2 separate regions of the Mus musculus genome follow, and region 2 is linked to region 1. A link is a loop called in an ENCODE intact Hi-C map of the cell type or tissue named here. Cell type or tissue: left cerebral cortex. All regions are shown on one strand. Each heading gives the region's core, and the rest is flanking DNA. Links, peaks and the distances in the headings are about the cores only. Region 1 overlaps Gm14170 (a long non-coding RNA gene). Region 2 overlaps Epb41l1 (erythrocyte membrane protein band 4.1 like 1).

Region 1 (8,330 bases), core at 68-8,067:
AGGACATTTGGGTCCTACTTCTTGGGTAGTGAGAGAAAAGCTTCCAGAATGTTCTTCCACACATTCTCTGCGGCAACAATCTGATGAGAAATGGTAGCACACAGCTAATCACCAAACTTAGGAGGCCTCACTGGACAATATAGAGACCCTGGCTCAAAAATCAAAATGAGGAAAGGATAGCCAGGGATAAGGGCAGGAGAGAAGAGGTTAAAGAGAGGAGAGAGACATGCAGGGCATGGGGTGGGGTGGGGTGGGGGTGGGGAGAAGCTAGACAAGGAAGGGGGTAAGCTAGACAAGGAAGGGCATCCTGGGGTAAGGTTAAGGCCCTGAGTGAGGAGAAGCCATAGGTGGGCTTCAGAAACTCACAGAGTGGAATACAGTTCTCCGAGTCCCCAGAGCAGTCACAGGGATTTAGAGAGAAGAAATCTGCAGAGGTAGGCGTCCTCTCCACAGCCAGCAGGGAGCTCCCGTGTGGCTACTCCTATGAACTCAGTGACCAAGCATGCATGGCTGGGTCAGTGTGAGCCTTCTGCTCTCCCGCACCATCCTAAGATCAAACACAACGGAAGTGCTTGCTGCACTGCAGAGGTGGTTAGTACCATTTAACAAGGAGCCCTATCAACCAGGGACGGCTTCCCTCGATAACGGGACCAGACCTCAGAGCTGAGCCTGACAAGCATCTGCAATAAGAGCCATCAGCAAATGATTTGCGGGGCAGGGGGCCAAGCTGGTATCTCAGCACATCCTACAGTCTTCTCTAATGACCTGGCTGATGTCAACATTAAGGAGCAGCCTGGCAGGTGGAGGTCAGAGGGTCACTCACCCGTTGGCAGACAAGGGGAGAGGGTACTGCCTAAAACATTGGTGGGGAAGGGGGTGGGCCAGTCAGGGTAGGACAACTTCTGAGCTTCTGAGCTGAGGGATACAGAAAGGATCAGTTCCCAAGCCTCTGCCTCCCTACCCCCAGCCCTTACCTGAAGCAATGCCGATCCGGGGTCAGCATCACTCAGGAGAGTTCGTTCAGAAGGTAGATATGATTCCCCATGGCACAAGTGTTAGCAAAAGAGGATGGCTTCACATTGCAGAGGCCTGACAGACGCAGACCCGAGCACAGGTCTGAAGTTCCAGGAAGCCTACAGTTCTGTTTCTGAGAAAAGGGAAGGTGCTGGGCCAGGTGGAATATCACCGTACCTGAAGAGGCTCACAGGTCTGAGGCTGCCCCGAGACGCTGTCTCAAAAATAAATAAAAGACAAACTGCAGGAGAAGGTTCTGGGCTCAGGCATGAGTGTGTGTGGTACCGTGCAGAGGTGTTCTGGTCGGATTCCCACTATAATGAAACATCCCAGGTTGAATTAGAACAAAAAGTCTTTTATTTTGTTCATGGTATTCAAAGCTGAAAGTCGCAGTAGCATGCTGTCAGCCCTATTGACGGTCCTCTGTGGCTGCTCACATGACAGCTAACATTGTCACAGTGGGAATCTAAGAGGGAGGTCACACAGTGAGACAGGCCAGGCCAGACTTGGCCTTTTATGATATTTGGTCTTGAAAGAACAACCAGGCCTCATGAAAGCTACCCTAGTGCCAAGTGTGGTAGCATACACTTTTAACCCAGCCCTGGGGAGGCAGAGGCAGGTGGATTGTTGTGAGTTCCAGGCCAGCCAGGGCTATACTGTGAGACCGATCCACCTTAATCTCTTGAGGGTAGAATCTGCCCACATAATCCAAGGGCCTCCCACCTCTTGATTATTTTGGGACAGGGCAGCCTGGGCTGGAAACTCACTGTGAACCAAGGATGCCCTTCAATTCTGCTCTTCTTGCCTTCACTTGAGTGCTGGGACTACGGGCCTGTGCCGACATGCTTAGTTGTATGCGATGCTAGTGACCTGACCTGGGGCTGTGGGCTAGGCAAGCACCCTACCGCTGAGCTACACCCCCATTCCATAGGTCCCACTTGGCTCTTACCATTGCCACACTAGGGCGGGGCTTCTAACACATGAGCCCATGGGGACTCAGGCTAAACCAGAGCACAAGGCTGACACTTGTTTTTAAATTATAGCCTATTAACCAGGAGGCATTATTCAATTTGTTAGAGAGAGAGAGCCTGAGGCCCAGGAAGGCAAAAGCTTTGTCTCACCCCGCTTGCCTGTTGCGTGGCTGATCCAGGCAGCCTGTGTGCGTGCCTTTCCACATGCTGCCCACTCCTGGTTAGTCACTTCGGAGTGTGTGCACTGCTACGCCACTGTTACTCATCTCTCCCCAGCGAGCCACCTGTTTTGTGGAGAGAAATTCTGTGTACCCAAGCCTCGAGACTGCACGAGACAGAACACACTCGCCCTCCGCCATGATCTCCCATATGTAAGTAGGCACACCCAGCCAAAAATAGAGCCCCCTGGCAGTCAAAGCTTCCACTGTTTGGAGGAAATGGGAAAACCCACTGGAGAAACAAACAGAGGGAGTGTTGCCAGTGTTTATTATAGGAAGAGTCTTAAGAGCCCGCTTGGAGTTGGAAGCAAACACATTTGGTACCGCTCTAGTCCTCATTGTGAGGGGAGGGGTAATCTCACCTTCCGGTCCTGGGAACCTGGGGGCACCTGTGAGGCGGGGAGCTTTGGGACAGCCCAGGTCACTTTGCCCTGGTGCACCTTGTTGCCACGTCTTTAACAAGGAACTTAGTTGCAGGCCTGTCACTGGGACTATAGGATGATCACAGTTTCTAGTGGCCAAGGAGTGGGAACAAAGCTGGAAGAGTGAGGTATTCATAGGTGCTACAGAGTTGTGACCATTGGGAATCAACATGGGAGAAGGAGAGAGCTGGGGGCAGCGAGAGGAGACAGCACTATGGGACCTTTCCTTTCTAGGGCTCATTACTCTCCCCTGTCAAGGCGGACCCCTGTCTCATGTCCTACTTTGTATTCTGTTGCTAGGAGGAAACCCTCTGCTCAAAACCAAGTTGAAAAGGGTTCATTTTAGCTTCCTGGCCATCGTCAAGGGAAGCCAGGGCCAGAGCTGGGGGTAAGAAGTAAAGCAGGGGCTGTGGAGGAACACTGCTTACTGGATTGCTCAGCTTGCTTTTGTATATAACTGGGAGCAGGAGTGACACCGCCCACAGTGGGCAGGGCCTCCTACATCAATCAAGAACACCCCACAGAATTGCTACAGGACGACTGAGGGAGGCAATTCTTCAGATGAAGCGTCCTTTTCTCAGGCGACTCTACTTTGTGTCAAGTTGACAGCTGAGGCTAACCATGACATTTTCTTGGCCCCACTTATGTTCTTACCTACCCCCTTCCCCCCACACAAATCAAGATGAGAGCAGCCTGAGAATGAAGTGGCCTGAGGGCTAGAGACTAGAATTGTTTCTTGATTTAACTGTTTCCCATTGTCTTGTGTTATGTAATCCAATCTCCTTTTCTTGGGGATTAATACATTCCTTGACCTATTTTTAAGTTACATAGAAAAAGACACCATATTTTGAGAAAATAGAACTAAATGGGTGACTGAAAAGATGGCTCAGTGGCTAACACAATTACGGCTAACAGTCCCTAGAACTGACTGCACTAAGAGGCCATGGCTGCCTCTCTCCAGTTGCAGCCTGGGAAGGCAGACACTGCTAATCCCCATATGGGGGAGCTCTGGGTTTGATTGAGAAATTCCCGCCTCAGTGAGCTAAGAGGACAATGGAACATGATTCCAGTATCAGCCTTGGGCCTCTGCATGCCCTGCACAGCCTGTACATGCCATGCAGAGATACATGCATGCAGACACATGCATGCAGCACATCTTGCACGCATACTTCATACATACATATATTTACAACAGAGAGAATGACGGGAAAAGAGAAAATAACAACTGGCAAACCTGGGTGCGAGGTGTTCAGGAGTTCTTTGAACCAGCTCAAAGGTTATTTTAAATTATAAATGGAGGCCGGGCGTGGTGGTGCATGCCTTTAATCCCAGCACTCAGGAGGCAGAGGCAGTTGGATTTCTGAGTTCGAGGCCAGCCTGGTCTACAAAGTGAGTTCCAGGACAGTCAGGGCTATATAGAGAAACCCTGTCTCGAAAAACCAAAAAAAAAAAAAAAAAAAAAACCAAAAAAATTATAAATGGAAACCACATAAAACTCATAGTCTTAACTGTATGTATTTAAAATAAGGTCTTACCGTGTAGTTCAGTGACCTCTGACTCAAGGTCCTCCTGCCTCAGCCTCCCTTGTACTAGGATCACAGGCATGGGTCACTACACCCAGTGTCAACTTAACTATTTTAAGTGTACACTGGCAGTAAGTACACTCAATCACTTCAAAAACAAAACAAAAGCAAAAACAATAAAAAACAAAAACAAATAGACAAAAACAAAATAAAACCCAAACACCAAAACACTCTAATGGTGACTACACACCATTATATAATTGTCCAGTCCCACAGGCTGGGATGTACAGTACAATGGCCACTCCTAACATAAGGCATGGACTCTGGTGTGGATAATTTATCCTCTATAAAACTGTCCCATCTGGTGAGGGATGCTGATGGTAGGGTATGGTGGTTTGAGTGAAAATGGCCCCCACAGGCTCATAGAGAGTGGCACTATTGGGAGATGTGGGCTTGTTGGAGAAAGCATGTCATTGGGAGGTAGGCTTTGGGTCCATTGGCACTCTCTCTTCCTGCTCCTACTCCAGCACAATATCTGCCTGTGTGCCACCATGGGTTCCCATCATGCCTATAGTGGACTATAGCTCTGAAACAACAAGCCAGCCCCAGTTAAACATTTTCCTTTTTAAGACTTGCCGTGGCCATGGTGTCTCTCCGTCTTCACAGCAATGAAACCCTTACTAAGAAGTTGGTACCAGGAGTGGGGTATCGCTGGGATAGACCTGACTCTACTTTTGTTTGGAGGAATGTGGACTTTGGGATTTTGGATTAGAAAAGTAATCAAATGCTTTAAGCAGGCCTTAATGGGTCACACTAGTAGGAACATAGAAGACAGTGGTGCGGAGGTTGATTTGAACTGTGTAGGACTGGCTCAAGAGGTTTTAGAGGAGAATAATTTTAGTATGTGGCCTAGACTATTCTTCTTTTGGCAAAGAATGTGTCTGCTTTCTGCCCTTGTCTCCTCCCCAAAAATCTGCCTGAAGTTAAATTGAAGAGTTATTAACAGCTTCAGTAGAGATTTCAAAACAGCCTAGTCTTGACTGTGTTGTATGGTTATTAGTAGTAGATCTAAAATGAAAAGGAGCAAGATAAGCAAGGAAAAATACAAAATGTACAGTTTGTAGATAAAAGTGAAAGTGCTAAGTGGGATAAAGGGAGTGGTGACCTCAGAGCCAGACCCCACCCAACATATGACAAGGAATTAAAGAAAAGCTTAGGGCTGAGTCCTGTGGTTTGGACCTTTAATCTCAGCACTCCAGAGGCAGAGGTAGGCAGTTTGAGGCCAGTCTGGTCTGCAGAGTGAGTTTCAGGAGAGCCAACTATAGACAGGGAAGGAAACCATTAAAAACAAAAAACTGACCCGGGTGTGGTGGCGCACGGCTTTAATCCCAGCACTTGGGAGGCAGAGGCAGGCGAATTTCTGAGTTCGAGGTCAGCCTGGTCTACAGAGTGAGTTCCAGGACAGCCAGGGCTGCAGAGAAACCCTGTCTTGAAAAAAACAAAAATCAAAAAACAAAAAAACAAGCAAAAAACCCAAACAAACAAAAAAGCTGGTGCAGAACTTATTATATATATAAATTGAACAAGGGAGCTAAGGGAGCTATGTCAGGCCCCAGCAAGCAGCAGAACTTGGCAGCTTTGGCCCTGTGGTTCTGGCTTTAGAGTCAAGGATAGAAGAAAGGGGTTCCGGAATCCCCCTCCATGACTAAGGAAAAACTCTGAGGTCAGGAGTGTGTTGGGGGTGCCTGTGCATGGAAGCCTAGTGAGGCCATTGTGTAGAGCCTCAGAGGTGAAGCCTGGATTGTATGGGAGACCCAAAGAGGTGGGAGATGCCAGAATCGTGGGACACCTGCTGAGGAAAGCTGCTAACAGGGAGTGACACCAGCCCAAGGGAGAAGCGTGCTGCAGTCAGCCAAGCTGAAAGGAATCAGAGATCTGAAGAGCCTTTTGACATCAGACATGGAGATGCAGAGCTTGGAGTTTGTCTCGCTGGCTTTTTGTCTTGCTTTGATCCAGTATTTCCTCACTGTCCTGCCTTCCCTCCATTTTGGAATAGTAATGTATAGCCTGTGCCATTATATGTTGGAAGTATGTACTTTTTGATTTTGATTTTATATAGGGCGTTACAGTCAAGAGATTGTGTCAGTCTCAGAAGAAACTTGGGGTTTTTAAATGGTGTTAAGACTGATAGACTATGGGGAATCTTGAAGTTAGACTGAATGCTTTTTGCACTATGATATGGCTACAGGTCTATCTGGGCTAGGGAGGAGAATGTGGTGGTTTGAAAGAAATGGCCCTGCAGGCTCAAAGGGAGTGGCACTATTGGGAGGTGTGTCTTTGTTGGAGGAGGGGTTTCAGAAGCCCAGACCAAGCTGAGTGGCCTGCTTTCCTCCTTGCTGGCTGTAGATCTAGTTGTAGAACTCTGAGCTCCTTCAGCACCTTTGTCTACCTGTATGCTCCCACGATGATGATAATGGACTAAACTTTTGAGACAGTAAGCCAGCCCCAATTAAATACTTTACAAGAGTTGCCATGGCCACAGTATGCTGTTCACAGCAATAAAACCATAGCTAAGATATGGGGGAAGCCAGATACAGGCAAGGGCAAGGAGAGCATGGCAAATCTCTATACCTTCCACTCAGTTTTGCTGTGAACTAAAACTGTTTTTGTTTTTTTACTTTTTTAAGCATTTGGTAACTGTGGCCTCAATATCTAAATAAATAAGTCAGACCTGTAGTTATAATATAAAAATGTTGCTAGGCGGAGGTGGTATCACACACCTTTAATCCCAGCACTTGGGAGGCAGAGGCAGGTGGATTTCTGAGTTCAAGGCCAGCCTGGTCTACAGAGTGAGTTTCAGGACAGCCAGGGCTACACAGAGAAACCCTGTCTTGAAAAAACAAAACCTAAAAAATCTATAGACAAAAATAGATTTTTGTGTGTGTGTGTGGCAAGACTTGTTCTGAGGCCTAGAGAGCCTAGAGGTTAAGAGCCCTTGATGCTTCTCTGGAGGGCCAGGTTTGGTCCCCACACCCACATCAGGTGGCTCACACATTTACAACCCCAGCTCCAGGGATTCTGATGCTGTCTCCTGGCTTCTACAGGCACCTACACACACATGAACTGCACACATGTGGACTGCACACACATGGGCTGGACACACGTGGTGCACATAGATCCATTTCCTTGTCACAGCTTTGGTTACTCCTGTATAACATCTCTCAGTCTTGTTTTGACGTCTATGTCCCCAATACTTTTGGAGATTACAGGGCAGTTACTTTGAGGTATGTCCTTTGACTTGGGTTTATATGGTATTCTTCTGTGATTAGATTTAGTGTCTCCATTTGGCAGGTAGGAAACCCAAGAGTGGCATTTTGTGTTGTCCCTGCTCCCCCCACCTTGTGCCACCACACCATGTTCCTGCTGGCTGCTGAACTTAGGCTTATGTGTGTTAGATAAGCATTCTGCCACTGAGCGACATCCTGAGTTCCCTTACTTTTCATTTTGAGACAAGGTTAGCTAGGCTAGGCTCAAACTTAAAAACCTCCTACCTCTGCCTCCTGGGCAGCTGGGATTGGAGGCACCATTTGGTTGCTAGGAAACAGGGTTTCAGTCTTCCTCTTCTGGTAATAGCAGCTTGCCATAGTCACTCTTCTGTCCTGGAACTCACTCTGTAGACCAGGCTGGCCTTGAACTCAGAAATCTGCCTGCCTCTGCCTCCCAAGTGCCAGGATTAAAGGCGTGTGCCACTACTGCCTGGCTGTCACTCTTCTCTTTTTACTAAAATAAAACAGAACAAAACCCCATGTGACATTATCATTTAGGTCTGCGATATGGAAGTGTTATGGTTCAGTAGTATGAAGTACATTCATGTTGTTGTGCAAAGAGCTCCAGAATTTTATCTAAAAAATGTGGAACTCCATGCTCATCACAGGCAGACATGCATATTGCATACAGGAAAAATGCTTAAAAATAACAGATTCAAAAAGAAAAAAGAAAAGAAAAAAAAGTTTCCACTTTCTCAGGAGTGGAGGTAACCTCACTGCGACGTCTGTCACTCCATCCATGACCAAAGCTGATTCAGCTGACTTGGTTCTGTGTTCCTGCTAAAGTGGCATACTTGGTTAAGAGGATGTGACCTTCCTAATAAACAAGGTCTTCAGCCAAGGGACTAAGAGTAGC
Region 2 (8,330 bases), core at 274-8,273, 110 kb after region 1:
TAAATCAGAAGAGAGGCTGCCTGGCTAGGAGCCGGAGGGCTCCTGAGGTGTCTGCAGCCTGGAAATCCTGGCCCTGGTACCTGGTCTGATCTTGGGTGGGAATCCTGGCCCTGGTACCGGCTGTCTGTCTGATCTCTGGTGGGTTGCTTAATCTTTCTGCTTCGTTCTTCCCATTTGGCACGTGGGGATCCCAAGAGTACCTATGACAGGCTCCTGTAGGGATTACCTGTGATGACTCCATAGATCAATACCTGGCACATGGCAAACTGTGAGTGTTTACTTTGTACAATATTAATTTTTTCTTAGAGTTTTGTTTTGAGGTAGTCTTATTATGCAGCCTAGGCTAGTCTTGAACTTCATATCTTCCTGCCTCAACCTCCCGAGCCCTGAGATTGTAGACACAAGTTACCACTCAGGGCTCTGTTTGACGTAGAGGTGGAGTCTTGAGGTTGTCCAGACTGGTCTTGAACTTGTTTTACCGTACACCTTGCTCAATGTTTATAGTGATTTATCAAAAATTGCGTGAAGGCCTGGCAGTGATGATGAATGAGACAGAAACCTCCATAGAGTTCATATTCCAGAGGAGAATAGAAATAAGTCAGTCAGTCAGTGAGTGTAGCTCAGTTGTGATGATGTCAAACAAACAAACAGACAAACAAACAAACAAACCACTGGAAAAACAGACAGACGAAAGTACTTGAATGAACACAAGCACAAACAAGTTGGCATGCTGTCACAATGGGAAGTTAGAGAGAGGGGCCCATGTTAGAAAGGGTAGACAGACAAAGGTGAAAGTTGTCATACCAGGAGAGGGGACAGAGTCACAGCTCATGAACAGGGAAGACAAAGTCCTGAGGCAGGGTCAAGCCTGCACAGTTGAAGCACAGGCAGAGGCTGCAAGGGGCAGGCTTACGTAGGCGAAGGCAGTGCTCGCTGGCAGGGGTAGGGGCAGATGCTGGAAAGATGGGCAGAGGCCACTACAGTGTAGTAGGGAGGGGGTGCCTTATTTTGATGGGAAGTCATTAGAGATGTTTTGGGGTTTGATATGTTGCCCAAGCTGGCCTTGAGTTAAGGGCCTCCTGCCTCAGCCTCCCGAGGGCTTTGATTACAGGCTTGTGCAGCCACATACCACTGGAGGTTATAATAAGGGCGTCCAACTTGATTCCTGCGAAGATGGCTGTGGTTGCTCTTGGAGAATCAGTCCTATGAATGACTTCGGGGAGGGAGACCCTGGATCAAGCAGGTTTGGACCCGGGCGGTAGCTAGGGGAGCTGAGAAATGAACATGGTATCTGATGACTGGATGCTGACTCGCTCACCCCAACCCTGGTTCGAAGGTTAACCAGATGTCAGTTGATTCATTTTAAAGAGCTGGTCCAGCCACCAGGCCATGGCTCAGTTGAGGAGCCGTCTCCCTGCAGGCCGTCCAGATGGGAAGCTTAGAGGACAAGAAGGCTGCTGAGTGGCCCTGGGGAGCCCCAGATGCTGACATCCTGCTGAGCCAACCCTAGCCCAGGCCACACAGGGCCCCTCTCTCCAGGCAGTGGTGGAATGGGCACCATTCACACTGACATTCTGGCTGACCTTTCTCTTCTCTAATCCTGTGTATTTGCCCTCCTCCTATGTCGGTGCCGCCAGCCTGGCCCTACCGGCTGGCCTTTGTCTTGTGGAGCCTTCTCTTTCTGCCTGTGTTTTAAGCAGACATGTCTGCACTCCTGGTCTGGGTGTTCACTGCTGTGCCAGGAGGGGGTCTGTGAATGATGGGAAGTCTTTAGCCTGGGCCTGGCCACATCGGTGCTCCCTAATGGGAGTCCAGTCCTTCCTTCTGTACCAGTTCCTGACACTTGTGACTCTCGAGAGGCTGCCTGCAGGACCCTGGCTCCTGCTGCTCTCCTGCCAGGCTGTAAGGAGCTTCCTTGCTATGTTTCTTGAGGAGTAAGAGCATCAGGGACTGGCCCTTTGCCCACAGGCTGACTCAGCCCAAGTGCCTCCTATTTCTAAATGTCTCAACTCCGTTCCTGCCCCCTACCCTAGAAGCCTGCTTTGGGTAAAAAGACCACATTGTGGATCAGCAGGTACCCAGACTCGTGTGCAAGGCTAAAACATACCCTGGGGGACCTAAATCCCTGCAGTGAGCTCCATGGGAACCAGCACATGGTTCCCCCAAGGGCCCTGACTGTACGCGGTCTGGCCTGGCCACCTAGCAGCTCTCGCAGTGTGTGCTGGCCTGAGCCTGAGCAAGAACCACATCCACGTGACATAGCCTGCTGTGTCAGAAGCCACAGTCTACTTCTTGGCTCCCTTTCTAGGGCCTGGTGAGAGACAATGCTGTTATCCTTGGGCTTGTCAAAGAAAGAGTCTTATTATACATTTCTAAAATGTTATTTTTATTTTTAATTAATACAGTTTTAAAATAGGCTTAAACAGGGTTTATTGAGCTCCTTCTCTTCCTTTTATCCGAAGCCACGAGCATCTGAAAAAAAAATTCCATTTTAGCATCTAGGGTTTATGTACGTGGATTTAGTTGTTTATTTGAGGCCAGGTCTTACTGTGCGCTCACTATGTAATACAGGCTGGCCTCGAACTCATAGCGAGCCTCTCCCACAGCTAGGAGAGCAGACATGAGCTCTCTTTCATACCTGGCTAGACTCAAGTTTTAAGGCGATTGTGTAAAGATCTGGGCCCTGCCATGGTGGGGACATGGTGGTACACACCTTTCCATCCCAGCACTTGGGAGGCAGAGGCAGGTTGGTTTCTGTGAATTCCAGGACAGCCTGGTCTACAAAGCAAGTTGTGGGCCAACCAGATGTAGAAGGAGATGGAGGTGGAGCAGAAAAGGAGAAGGAATAAAACAGAGGGAAACCCAGGAGGATCCGCGTCCTTTATCACCAGCCCGTGGCATGGCGGCATGTCCTTGGGACGGCGGGGGAAGAAGATCACTTGAGGCCAGGTGTTTGACTCAAGCCTGTCCTGTTCTGATACTTGGAGATAACGTAGCTGATACTCTGCTAAGATGTCCCTTGTAGATACCACTTGACTTTCCAGGATGTGGTGTCCTGACAAGCCTGCCCGCCGTAAGCTGAAATGAATGCATGCTTCATTATTGCCATTTTATTAGTAATATCCTATAGACAGTCAGGACTTCCCAAAGAGACACAGTGGAAGCACAGAACTAGAAGTAAGAAATCCTATTCTCAGAGAGCACGGCAAAGGATGCTGGGTTGTATTCTTGAGTATATTTGTTTTAAGAGTTAGGAACTACCAAGGACCTTGGCGTGAAAGTGAACCAGTCTGATTTGGCGTGGAGATTGCTCTGCTACTCAGGAAGAAAATAACAACCCCAAAATATTGTACTGAAATTTAAAATCCCCAGAAGCGGTGTGCCTGAGTTTTCAAATATAGAAGCCTCAGGATTTTAATAAGTTTATTTGTACAGAATGCGGTCTAGGTGATTTTAATATGCAGTCTTGGAACATACCCACCAAAGGAAATATAATTGCTGCTCATATATGGAGAAATGCGAATGTCGTGGTGATTGGAACAAGAATAAGTGGCTGACACATGTGGGAAATGTAGGACGGGAGCAGAATGTTTTCGTGGAAGTCACACAGGGCTTTTGTTTGTCTTTGGTGACCTAAGAGATTCCACCCTGTCTTCCATAGGTCCATTCTTACCCCCACACCAACATTACGTATTACCACAATGGTATCTGTCGAGTACTGTTCAGTTCTATTTTCCAGTAGATGTGACCCTTAGCCCTGGAAGGAACACCACAGTGTTCAGAGCACAGTGGTAAAAGGCCAAGGGGGAAAGCCAACATGGAATCAGGACAGATGACGCTTGCCAGAACCGTGCAGGGAGAGGAAGGTTCTGCGAGGCTGGAAGGGTGTGTGGATGCTTTGGCGGGGAGACGGCTGGGAAAGGCTTCTTGGAAGCAGGAAGAGTTAAGCCACATATTCAGGAAAGGATGTGGAGTAGGCAGAGCACTTGAGGATGCAGGCTGTGCCGCACACACCGTGAACCTCGGCATGTATCTAGGAGCAAGGCAATTCCCTTGTTTACCTTGTGCAGGCGCGTTATGTAAGGAGACAGTTGAAGACTCATGGGGAGTGCTGAGACGGATGTAATGAGAGAGTCCAAATAAAGGAGTTTGAAATTTTAATGCAGGAAATGATGAGCTGTCAGATTTCAGCTGGAAGGTGGGGATGGGACCGGCAACGGCGAGTCTAGGCAAGCTGAAGTGTTTCTATTCCTGGGCTGAAGCTTTGAATGCTGGCAGTTCTTCTTTTAATGGGGGCTGTGGGGTCCTCAGCATTTATTTACCTAGCTGTTCATATTTTAATGCTTTTATTAGCATATATTAAGTTACACAGTGACAGGTTTTCTGGTTTCACATTGTCATAAGGATCTGTGTGTTTACTAAGATGGGGTCCGATGTGTGGATCGTTGACTTCGTGCCCATTCGCTCAACCGCTTGCTGTGATTTTTGCATGCATTTCTCCTTCTTTCGAGAGGATACGCCTGTATCTATGCATCCAGGCCCCTGGCCGTGGCCTCACTGGAGTTCCTTGGTGTTCCCCCTGGGCCTGAGCTCTTTCTCCTGTGAGGAGGTTATGTTGGGCTTTTTGCTGGGGGTAGTCGAGTGCAGGAGAGAGAAGATGGGCCTGCCGTTCAGATCCGGAGAGCTAGGCCACAAGTGGGGAGGAGAGCAGACTGAAGAAGCTAAGGGGCACGTTTTTGAAGATGTGACTCAAGTCTTACCTGTGACAGAAGTGGGGTAGAGTATTTCTCAGGTGGTGTCCAGTTTAGCACTGGCTTACCAGAGGATCTGCAGGAAAATTTGGAATAGTCACTTGAAATTCCTCTCCTAGCTATTTCCAGGGAGCTACAGGTTGAGGAAAGAGTTCCAAGAGTCTGGGCTGAAGCCAAACAGAGGACCCAGGAAGGGGATTTGTGGATGTACCCCATACCCCAGGGGCTGCCTGGACACCAGGGTCGTGTAAATTCTGCTTGCCACAGCCCAAAGTGTCTACATATATGCTGTTGGATTTTTAAAATAATATAAAGTATTTGTTTTATGACATGTATATTTGCTCTCTCTCTCTCTCTCTCTCTCTCTCTCTCTCTGTGTGTGTGTGTTAGTGTTGGTGATGGTATAGGCTCTAAGAGGGAGCTGGATGTCCTCCCTCCCACCCTGCAGCTGGAGTTCCAGGTCGTTCTGAGCTCCCTGGTGTGGGTGCTGGGAATTGAACTTCGGTCCTTTGCAAGAATAGCAGGTGCTCTTAACCACTGGGCTCTCTCGCCACCCATCTTTGGATGTTTTTAAACACAAAACTATGTAAAGAGCTTTTACCCATTGACCCCACCAGACCAGGACTGGCAACCCTCAGGGCTGAAGGAAGGAAGGTCCTGGGCTCAGCAGGCAGGACTGTGACCCTGCATGGGCTTGAACTCCCTCAGAGCAGCTGTTATGTTTGTTGTGTCCGGAGCTCACGTGCTTGGTGGAGTTTGTCTTTATGGAACTGGCTTGAAGTTGCCTCCCTGCTCCTTAAGATCAGAGTAAAGGCGGGAAGAGAGCTACCCTGAGTGAATCAGTGCAGCCCCGCCCTCCTCCTCCCCATCTGGCTGTTCAACAGCAGCAATGGGGACATGCAGGCCTCCTGCTTCAGCTCTCAAGGACTTCCATGTGGGCTCTGTGGGTGGAGGACACCGGTGACCTCTTCATGGCCCTGGGCTCACCTGTAGTCTGCCTAGTACCCTTTGCTTTGGGCCTGTCCTGTGCCCATGGGAATGCAGAGAGGACTATGCCAGGACCTGGGTTTGAGGCCCTGGGATCCACCCCTACCCCCTCCACACATTTGAATACATAAATAAATTAAATGTTTTGTTTGATGTGGTTTGGTCCTGATTTTTTTTTTGAGACAGGTCTCATTTTGTAGCCTAGGCTGCCCTCAAACTTGTGATAATCCTCCTGCCTCAGCTTCCCAAGTGCTGATGATATAGGTGTGAGAGCCCCCCCCCCACCCCTGGCATAGATAAATAAATAGAAGTGTGAGCCCTGGAGCAGGTGGGTGTTGGATGCCTGTCTCTCGGAGGCCTCTCATGGTGGAGGGTTGAGGATAAGTCCCCCCCCCCCCCGCCCCCAGGTCTTGTGTGAGTGTTGCTCATATGACACAGGGGACTTAGACCAAAGAGGGATGCTTCCTGCCCAGTTCTCTTACTCTGGGCATGGTCGGGGAAGGGGTGCTTTTGGCTTTGAAACAAAACAACCTTACAAGGTAATATACTTCTTGCCCATACTCACGTGTTGGTTGTGATGGCACCTGCCTGTAATCTCAGCTGAGGGTGGGGGTGGGGCTGAGACTGAAGGATCAAGACTTCAAGCTTCGGGTGCTGGGTTAGCTCAGTGGATAAAGGTGCATTTAGCACAGGTTGGATCCCCAGAACCAATCATGGAAGAGAGAACCAAGTTCCTCTGCATGTGTGCATGTGCATACAAACCACAACAACAATAAAAAATTTAAAAATAGTTTAGTGCAGCATGGACTACATAGTGCATTCAAGGCTAGCTCGGCTGGGCTGTATGCTGAGACCTTGTCTCAAAACCAAAAAGGAACCAAGTAACTCCAAGGCACCTGGAGTAAGCCTGAAGCTTCCCTCTCATCCATCCCATCCCTAAGGTCGTCTAATGTTCCTAACTTCTCTTCATGGTGGCGAGTCTCGTTTATAATCCTTACAACATGAATAAAACATGAAGCTGTGCCGCTGAAGTTGCTGTCTGTTGGAGCTGGCTAATTCCAACAGAATAGCCGGACAGCACCTTCCTGGCCTGGTCTGGCATCTCATTTAATGTTGCAGAGGGGAAATCTGTCCCAGAGATTTCCCCCAAGTCCCTCAGCTTGGGGATGAGTCCCAGAGAGGTGAGGTGGTACATTTGTGGCAGACAGCCCAAGCCCTGCTACCCTGACCACTCCCACGGGCAGCAAGGAGTATTTTCTACTGGTGCCTATCTGTGTTGATCCAGGGGGCACCATCTTGACATCATTCTGTGAAGCTGGGGCTGGTGTGTGCGTGTGTGTGTGTGCATGTGTGTGTGTGTATGTTAGAGTTACTGCAGCTTGGGAAGTGAGGGAGCTGCCTAAACTCACAAACACAGGTCAGGAATCCAAGGCTTTCTCAGTTTGTGTTCAGTGCCGTACATCCGCTGAGGGGCTGTTATAGTCTAGGTGTAGTGGGACAGTCAGCCCGTCCAGGGCCTTGCTGGCATCTGGTGCAGAGCGCAGGACCCTAGAGACTCCCTCATCATCCTTAGGAAGGGTCTGGACGCACAGGGAAGGAGGCCCTCACACTCTCATTCTTCCTTGTCCCTCTGTCCCTCTGTCTTCCACCCCTGCCTTCTGTCTGGTTCTCTGTCCCCACAGAGCATGCAAGCAGTTCCTGCCCCCTTGTTGTCACATTATCATCCTTCCCCCTGTCACATGCTCTCCTTCATTCCAATGCAGGCGTGCTGGTCACCATGACAACAGAGACAGGTCCCGATTCTGAGGTGAAGAAGGCTCAGGAGGAGACTCCACAGCAGCCCGAGGCTGCCGCAGCTGTGACCACCCCGGTGACCCCCGCGGGCCACAGCCACCCAGAGACCAATTCCAATGAGAAGCATCTGACCCAGCAGGACACGAGGCCTGCTGAACAGGTATGTACTGGGCCTGGGACATCCCTCTTCCCTCCCCACTCGTCCTCTTGGTCTGGGTTTTAGGGTCCTGGTATTTCCTTAGCTGGAAAGGAAGGATGCAGATTCGTTCATGACCTGTTACACACTGAACTCTGGGCTGGGGCATGCTGGCCATTTTATATTTAATTCCCCAGTCCCAAGAGGGGAGGTTTCATCTCCCCCATTTTATGCTGAGAAGATCTGTGGCTTAGTGCAGTGAATCTTGCACCCAAAGCCACATACAAAGCTAGAGGTGGAGGTGAGAGCCAGAACACAGTCCTTTCCACGTTCGTCTCCTGCCCTCTGCTCAAGCTTGGCAAACCCAGCAAGACCTTGACAAAACTCATCCCCCGAGAACTACAGAAGCCTGTGGGAGGGGCTCACTGAGCCCCCCTCTTACGACTCCCTAATTCGTAACAGGCACAGGGAGGCAAGGGCTTGGCCACACTCACGGAGGGAGCCAGCTCTTCCCTTCATTGTGATCACCACAGCTCCCGTCTTACGTTAGACCTAGTGACACGTAAGGTGGGAGAGACCAGACAGATGTCCTGATGAGTCACTCACTGTTCTAGGGAGAGGGACAAGGCAGTTCTCTGGGCTGCTTCTATCTGCAGAGGCTG

Evidence for each region. Peaks named below come from ENCODE experiments on the same cell type or tissue, not always from the same donor. Only the 100,000 strongest peaks of a DNase experiment are listed, where the experiment ranks them.
Region 2: a loop joins it to region 1, with 2.0 times the contacts of the local background. A loop is called at or near these places in 2 of 42 quality-filtered maps.

The regions. Positions count from the first base shown.
Region 1 is chr2:156,377,890-156,386,219 of GRCm38, forward strand. It overlaps Gm14170 (a long non-coding RNA gene), which reads right to left. Exons shown (of 5, transcript XR_003954079.1): 3 at 2,136-2,269; 4 at 975-1,328; 5 at 256-547. Among named protein-coding and RNA genes, the nearest start is that of Norad, 11 kb to the right of the region's middle. In left cerebral cortex, for the core only: a CTCF peak has its summit at 3,605; DNase peaks (open chromatin) are centred at 2,260 and 3,640.
Region 2 is chr2:156,486,403-156,494,732 of GRCm38, forward strand. Epb41l1 (erythrocyte membrane protein band 4.1 like 1) reads left to right here. Exons shown (of 25, transcript NM_001368800.1): 3 at 7,502-7,692. The coding sequence starts at 7,516. It overlaps Gm33977 (a long non-coding RNA gene), which reads right to left. Exons shown (of 3, transcript XR_375167.4): 2 at 8,275-8,330; 3 at 3,315-4,827. Among named protein-coding and RNA genes, the nearest start is that of Gm33977, 8.2 kb to the right of the region's middle. In left cerebral cortex, for the core only: no CTCF peak of the experiment used is centred there; DNase peaks (open chromatin) are centred at 1,963, 2,215, 4,060, 5,550 and 2 more places; H3K27ac peaks cover 2,614 bases.